Regions from separate parts of the Homo sapiens genome. Here regions 1 and 2 are each linked to region 3. Evidence: chromatin loops called from intact Hi-C (ENCODE). Cell type or tissue: IMR-90. All regions are shown on one strand. Region 1 overlaps TBC1D22B (TBC1 domain family member 22B). Region 2 overlaps TBC1D22B (TBC1 domain family member 22B). Region 3 overlaps MDGA1 (MAM domain containing glycosylphosphatidylinositol anchor 1).

Region 1 (2,500 bases), 370 kb before region 3:
CCTTACTTCTCTTCTCACACCAGGGCAGGCAGTATATAGTCTAGTAATTATGAGCACATGCCCAGATTGGGCTCAAATCCCTGGCTAGCACTACCCTGTGACCCTAGGCAAGTTCCTTAACCTCTGTGCCTCAATTTCCTCATCTGTAAAATGGAAGTTAATATGTATCTCATAGAGTAGATGTAGGATTAAACAAACTAGTACAAAGTACATGTGAAACATCTAGAGCCCCATCTGTTATGTAATAAGTGCTCAATAAATAATAAATGCCGTTATACTGATTATCTTTGGTGTTCTTCCTCTTCCTCCTCAATTATTCTCCCACCTTTATTGGACAGTCTGCAGTGGAATTTTCCTATACCTTTCCCTTTTCAAAGTCTCTGCTTATTACCCATTATCTTTACCTTTGGCCTCTTACCTAATTGTTTTTTTTCCACCCATCACATGTGGCTCAAAGTCCTTCTCTGCCATATTGCCTTTTCCTGTGTGAATTTTCAGCAGGTACCTGTGCCTGGCCCTTTTCTGCTATTTCAGCCATTTCCAACTGTTTTCTACAAAGGGTGTTTGCTCCCTTTCTATTAATTGGGAATCTCTTTCTGATACTTGCCCTACAAGCTTTCTCCTCCTCCTGACTATAGTATCTCATCTGACTGCATGTGATACTTAAGTGCTCCCATGAACTGGCTTTGTAACAAATCTTCAGTTGTTCCCTGCCCCGGTAGTGTCTCTTCTCTGCCCCTAGATAAAAGCTCCTGATTTGTGATTAGCACCTTCATCCCCCAGCCATAATTATCGTTTCTACTTTTTTTTTTTTTTTTTTTTTTTTTTTGAGATGGAGTCTCACTGTGTCGCCCAGGCTGGAGTGCAGTGGCACAATCTTGGCTCACTGCCACCTCTGCCTCCCGGGTTCAAGCAATTCTTCTGCCTCAGCCTCCCATGTAGCTGGGACTACAGGGGCACGCCATGACGCCCAGCTAATTTTTTGTATTTTAGTAGAGATGGGGTTTCACCATGTTAGCCAGGCTGGTCGCGAACTCCTAAGCTCAGGCAATCCACCCAACTCTGCCTCCCAAAGTGAGTTTCTACTTTTTTAATCCACTGGGCAGGGTTTCCCATTGTTGCAGCATGAGGACAGCAGGTGGTAGACTAGGGTCGGGGCTAGAGGTGGGGATGTTGCAGTTTTAGGCATAGCCACCAGGTGGCAGAGTGGTTCCTTACGGCTAAGCATCACTTCCCTTGGGGGAAGTGGGGACATTCACTTGTGCAGGGGTGGAATTATTTGGAAGCTTTTGAGAGGTTTCTGTTAAGACTGGAAGAATTGGAAATTATAGGTAGATCTCATCTCAACAAAGAGTATTCTCGGCTGGGCGCGGTGGCTCACGCCTGTAATCCCAACACTTTGGGAGGCTGAGGCGGGCAGATTACGAGGTCAAGAGATCAAGACCATCCTGGCCAACATGGTGAAACCCAGTCTCCACTAAAAATGCAAAAATTAGCTGGGTGCAGTGGCGCGCACCTGTAATCTCAGCTACTCAGGAGGCTGAGGCAGGAGAATCGCTTGAACCTGGGAGTTGGAGGTTGCAGTGAGCCAAGATTGCTGCTGCACTCCAGCCTGGTGACAGAGTGAGACTGCGCCTCAAAAAAAAAAAAAAAAAAGTATTCTCTTCTAGAGAGCTATGTCCTTTGTTGGCTGTTCTTGTTTGTTATCAGTTTGCAAGTGTATGTAACCATCATAGAAAAATTTAGAAAATTCCAGTAAGAAATCTTAGGCTGGGCACAGTGGCTCACGCCTGTAATCCCAGCACTTTGGGAGGCCGAGGTGGGCAGATCCCGAGGTCAGGAGATTGAGATCATCCTGGCTTAACGGTGAAACCCCGTCTCTACTAAAAATAAAAAACAATTAACCAGGCATGGTGGCTCATGCCTGTAGTCCCAGCTACTCAGGAGGCTGAGGCAGTAGAATTGCTTGAACCTGGGAGGTGGAGGTGGTGGTGAGCCAAGATCATGCCACTGCACTCCAGCCTGGGTGACGGAGCGAGACTACGTCTCAAAAAAAAACAGAAAAAGAAATCTTACCACACAGAGGTGAATATCACAAATTTTAAAAAAATTGATTAGTATGCATTTTATTTTATGTATTAATATTTAAAACCATTATTCTGAGGAGATTGATGGGGTTCACCAGACAGCCCAAGAGTCTAAGGTACAGAAAAGACTGAGACCATTATAAAGAGAGCCTGCCTAACTTAGGATACAAGTGGTCTACCTGAGGAGAATGTTAGCAAAAAGAGGCAACACCTTTTCCAGTTGTTGTGGGATAGGGACATGGTGCGGGAAGGAGGTAGGAAGCAGCAGAGATGGGTAAAAGGGGCCAGAGGCCAGGGAGTACATGGTGGCATGGGGGTGGGGGCATGTAGTATGGTCCAAGGTCAACATTTTAAAAAATAAGTTGAGATAGGGCCGGGCGCGGTGGCTCGCGCCTGTAATCCCAGCACTTTGG
Region 2 (2,500 bases), 390 kb before region 3:
AACAGGGAACCCAAGTAACAGTTCCTTAAGTAAGATAGAAAAGCTTATTTCTCTCACATTAAAAGTCCAGAGGTGAGTGATCTGGGGCTTATCTGCTGCTCCAAAATATCAGAGATCCAGGTTGCTCTCTCTCATTCTGCAGTCTTCAGCATGTGGTTTCTTTCTCATGATCCAAGAGCTGTTTGTGCTCCAGCCATCACATCAATATTCCAGCCAGTATGGAGAAGGAAAGGAAGCAAGGCATACTTCTTCTGTTTAAGAACATTTCTGAAAGCTGTGCATGACTCTGGGGCTTGATTCTCTTTTGTTTGAACTTAATCTCGTGGGCACACCTAGCAGCAAGTGAGGCTGAGAAACAGTCTGTCTTAGGTGGCCAATACACTTAGGGGTCCTGTCACCAAGGAGGAAGAAGGGAACAGTTATTTTTAGGCAATCTTTGCTATTCTTAGGCTCCTCAGACTCGGTGTTTGGCTCTTCTCCTTCCCTTACCCAGGCACCCTTTTCTCTTAGTTGGCAGTATTTCCTGTCACTTAAGTCAGAAATGCTAAGAATTGTTCATGATTCTGTTTCCTTACTCTTCCATATCCAATCATTTACAAAGCTCTGGTGATTTTACGTCCTAAATGTTTCTTAATCTGCTTCTTCTTCATTCTCACTATGCACGCCCTAGGTCAGGCCTGGATTGCTGAACCAGCCAAGCATGTTTTCTCACCCCCGGTTTTATCTCCTTCAAACCCATCTTGCACACCATTCAAACAGAGACTCGCCCACAGAACTCCTCTGACAAAAATCCTTCCTTAGCATTCCATCACCTATAGGTTAAATGTCCAGGTTTTCTAACTTGGCATGTAAAGGCCCTGTGACCTGCTCCCTGCTTCGCCCCTTAAACTCAACAATCCAAAATGGACATTGTAAATGTAAAGCCTTGTCCTGCACCACCTCTTTATCTCCTGAGCTAATCTTTGTGCACCCTTTAAGACTCCCCTTCCTCCTAGAAGCCTTCCCTGGGGTCCCCCTGACCCCCGGCATCTAATAGTGCTATTTCTGTCACTCTGTAGATTTCTCCTGTGGCACTTTACCTCGCTAGTTGTTTGTGTTTCCCTCCTACTCTCTGCCACCAGACTTTCTGATTCTTTGAGGCCAAAGAGTATTTTAAACATCTTCATATCCCCAGTACCTTCATTTTGGTGTCCAAAATAGGCATTCCACACATGTCCAGATGAATGAGAGAATGAAAATTCCATAACTGCAGAATACTCAGAAATTAGTACAGCTTCACTAGGCTTGGCCACTGGAGGGCAGTGAGTTACACTTTTCTGATACTGTGCTGAATTAGCCGAAAGTTCTCTCTCCCCTAAGGGATGGAGGTGGAGCACCACCACTTAGTCAACAAGTCTTTGATGAGCACCCACATGTGCAGGGCACTGCTCTAGGCACTGGGGTTTATGACCATAAACGAAGTAGACAAAAACCCTGCCTTCTACTTCTAGGTATTTATTCAAGGAAAATGAAGGCTTATAGCCCCAAAAGACATGCACAAACATATTCACAGCAACTTTATACAGACATAAAATGAAACAACCCTAATATCAGCTAATATGAGAACAGATATCCATACCACAGAGCAGTACTCAGCAATAAATGAGAACGTACTATTAGTAGTACAGCAACATGGAAGAGTCTCAGAAACCATGAAACAGAATGAAAGAAGCCAGATACCAAAAAATATATATATTGTATGATTCACATTATATGGAGTTAAAAATAGGTAAAGCTTATCTATGGCGATAGAAATGAGAGCAAAGTTTACCTATGGTGGGAGGTGGGCTGAGAATGAGCATAAGGAAACATTTCCGGGGTGATGGAAATATTCTCTATTTGGATGGGGGCATTTTTTTTTTAAACCATAGACATAAACATGTGTCAAGACTCATAGAACTGTGCACATATGTGCAGTTTACTATGCGTAATTCTACTTTTTTAAAAAAATCGCTTTCTTAGTTTAATTTCTGGTGGGCAGAAACAGACAATCAACTGAAAAAACAGATATTTGTAGGATTGAGATAAGTGCTATGGATAGAAACAAAGCAAGAAAGAGGGACAGGGATGTGCCATGCTGGCAAGTGTGGGAGCAGGAGGCAGGTTTTAAACCGGGTGGTGAGCCGCCTTCACACTGAGGAGATGACATTTGAGCAGAGCCCTGAAGGAGGTAAGGGAGGGAGCTGTGCAGTTAATTTTTGATAGTCAACACTCACATTTTCAAAGAAAAGGTAGTGTGGATCCTGTTGTCTTGTCTTGCTCCTGGGCTGTTGTGGATTGTGCTCGCCCCCCACGCTCAGTCCTGGGAGGCGGCATCCTCCATCTTACATCTGACTCTTTGCATCAGCTTTGCCCAGTCTGTTCCTCCCTGTCTGGCTAGGCCAAAGATGAAACTGGACAAACTTTATTATTGTCTCAAGAGGCCATTCCTTTTCTGCTTTTTAAAATGTGAACTTCATAT
Region 3 (2,500 bases):
CTTCCAGGCCTTTGCCACAATGTGCCCTCCACCTGGAATGCCCCTCTCAATCCTTACTTCTATTTGTCAAGGCCAGTTCAAATGCTCTCTTTTCCACAAGGCCTTGGAAGCAATTACTTCAACCTTCAAATTCTCACAACCTTTTATCCGCCCTTGCTACATGACATTTATCAAAATCTCCCCCTACCTTACATGTGATTCCCCTTCTCCTTCCATCTTATTCATCTCAGTAGCCCTGCCAATGTCCAGAACTGAGTCTTACTCAAGGTAGAGGCTCAGTGAACATTTAATGAATGATGAGTGAAAGGAACACCACACTGCTTTCCTTCCCTGCAAATCAGAAGATCCGGTGGGACTGAGTCTTAGGGCTACTTCTTACCAGCTGTGCAATGTTGATCAGGTCACTAAAACTCTTGGAACCTCAGTTTTCTCATCTGTTCAATGGAGACAATAGTACCCCTTGTGCTGACCTCTCAGAACGTCATGGAAGCAAAGGCTGCAGAGGCATGAAAATGCCTGGTAAGTCATGTGGCACTTACACACTTATAAGGGATTGTTGTTCTGACCAACAATCCTCCCTAAAAGGTTCATTCCCCCTCACACAAAAGGATCCCTGAAAAAACCATGACCAAACGAATGGTGGGTTATCAAGTGAGGTTTACTTTCTTTCTTTATACTTTTATGTATTCCTTGATTGTTTTGCAAAGAGCACATGTTACTCATAGTAGTTACTCATAGTGTTATTCATAGACTTGAGGAAAAATGAGATTTCATTGTTGAAAAACAAAAATATTCATTCCTTTGAGCTAAGCCTTGCTCTTGCCTCCTGTATCAGCATTTAAATACCAGAGAAGCCCCTTGGTACATAGTACCTTCTAGCAGCAGATGTATGCTTGCAAAGCAGGGTCTTCTGACCACAGGGAGAAGATGCAGAAGAGGGGCCATGCGCCAGGTTTATACAGAGGCGTTTCTGCAAGGGCACAAGCACCCCCATTCCCCTTGCCACAGCCTTACCAGAGCAAGAGCCCACTAGGCTAAGCTGAGCCCCAGCATCCAGCTGGCGCCTAGGGAAAACCTGATTCATCTGAGATTACAGCAAGTGCGGCTTTGGCTACGGGCAGGTGCCTAGGGACACCGGGGTGGGTACGTGGGAGCTGGAGGGAGGCTTGGAGTTCCAGAAGGCCCTAAGGAACCCTTTTCAGCCCCAGGTTGAGGAATGAGCATAACTCATCCCTCAGATAGGGTGAGGCCCACAGGAGCCCAGGAAAGGCAAGATGCAATGTGGCGGCCAAGCCCTCCCCCTGCTGGCCACATCTGGAACGGCAGCAGCTGCCGCACAGGGCAGGGCCCGTAGGCAGTTACACACACACCCGATACCTGGGACCGTGTCAGGCTCAGATGTCCGGAGGTGGGAGGTGAGGCAGGGCTCTTCCAGGACTGAGAGGCCCAAGACTTCATCTCCTAGGTCCTCTGTCTTCACCGGGTGGGTCATCTCCTAGCCCACCTTTCATGAGCCCAGCCATGAGATGAAAGTGGGGAGGGGGGCAGGGGGGAGTGGCAGGGACGTGGGGGCAGTGGTGTTTGGGGTGGGGGTGTCTTCCACATTCCTGCCTCTGTCTCACTCCTCCCAGGCCCTCCCCCATGCCTCCTGGGCAGCTGGGAGAAGCTGGGGCTGCTACCACTGCCCGGATTTCCACTCCCGCCCCCAGGTATTGATTTCCTGCATCATTCATTTGCCGGGCCTTGGCGGCTGTGATTAGCTCCCTCCATTCTCCCTACAGATTCCACCCCCCTTCCCCCCCAGCCTGTCCCTCCATGTTCCAGCAAAGCAGAGCTAATATACCAGGCTCTAAATGAGGCTTTGCCACCTTGGTCCCAGCAGCTCACAGCCAGGCCTAGCCAAGTAGCTCTCAGCTCTCCCCTGCCCACCCCCTCAAGGATGCTTTCCTGCTAACAAAATCCTCTCTAACCGACCTCCTCCCCTGACCTAGAGCCCCCGCCCACCCATGAAGCAGATTCCCATCCTGTAATGTCGGATGGGACATCATGAGGATCTTGACCCTAAGGCGGGGGCTCTCCAGCCTGACACCAAGGGTCTGGGGACCCCTCACACTGGCTAAAGGGCCAAAATCAACTTGGGATGGGGAGGTAACACCAGCAAAGCAAACAAAGCAGCTTGGATTTGTGGACACAAAGTGCTCCCCCTCGCTTGTGCAATTTCTGTAAGTGAAAAGAAAGAAGGAACAGAAGCACGGAGCTTCTCGAGGACAAAAGAGAACCCCAAGCCTCTGTTAGCCCCAGGAAACCAAAGTTTCAAGGCATGGGGTAGGAACTCCAGTGAAAAACCTCAAGTGCCCACACCCAGATCAACACCCGGGAGATGACACTGGGACACTCACTTCCTGAAATTCCTTCTCCGTGCTCCCCAGAGGAGGGAAAAAAACCTGACTTAGTGATAATTCTGTAAGCTGTGTTGCTCTTGTCAAATTATTCAACATCT

The links. Peaks named below come from ENCODE experiments on the same cell type or tissue, not always from the same donor. Only the 100,000 strongest peaks of a DNase experiment are listed, where the experiment ranks them.
Region 1: it touches region 3 in a loop (27-fold over the local background); 73 of 110 quality-filtered maps call a loop at or near these places.
Region 2: it touches region 3 in a loop (22-fold over the local background); 2 of 110 quality-filtered maps call a loop at or near these places.

Annotation. Positions count from the first base shown.
Region 1 is chr6:37,324,739-37,327,238 of GRCh38, forward strand. All of the region lies in intron 12 of TBC1D22B (TBC1 domain family member 22B), which reads left to right. Among named protein-coding and RNA genes, the nearest start is that of RNF8, 28 kb to the right of the region's middle. In IMR-90, a CTCF peak has its summit at 1,173 (motif pointing right); a DNase peak (open chromatin) is centred at 1,193.
Region 2 is chr6:37,302,806-37,305,305 of GRCh38, forward strand. The region is part of intron 8 of TBC1D22B (TBC1 domain family member 22B); the gene reads left to right. Among named protein-coding and RNA genes, the nearest start is that of TMEM217B, 46 kb to the left of the region's middle. RefSeq lists a silencer at 1,376-1,425. In IMR-90, a CTCF peak has its summit at 1,295 (motif pointing right); a DNase peak (open chromatin) is centred at 1,326.
Region 3 is chr6:37,690,890-37,693,389 of GRCh38, forward strand. The region is part of intron 1 of MDGA1 (MAM domain containing glycosylphosphatidylinositol anchor 1); the gene reads right to left. Among named protein-coding and RNA genes, the nearest start is that of MDGA1, 5.7 kb to the right of the region's middle. In IMR-90, a CTCF peak has its summit at 1,306 (motif pointing left); a DNase peak (open chromatin) is centred at 742.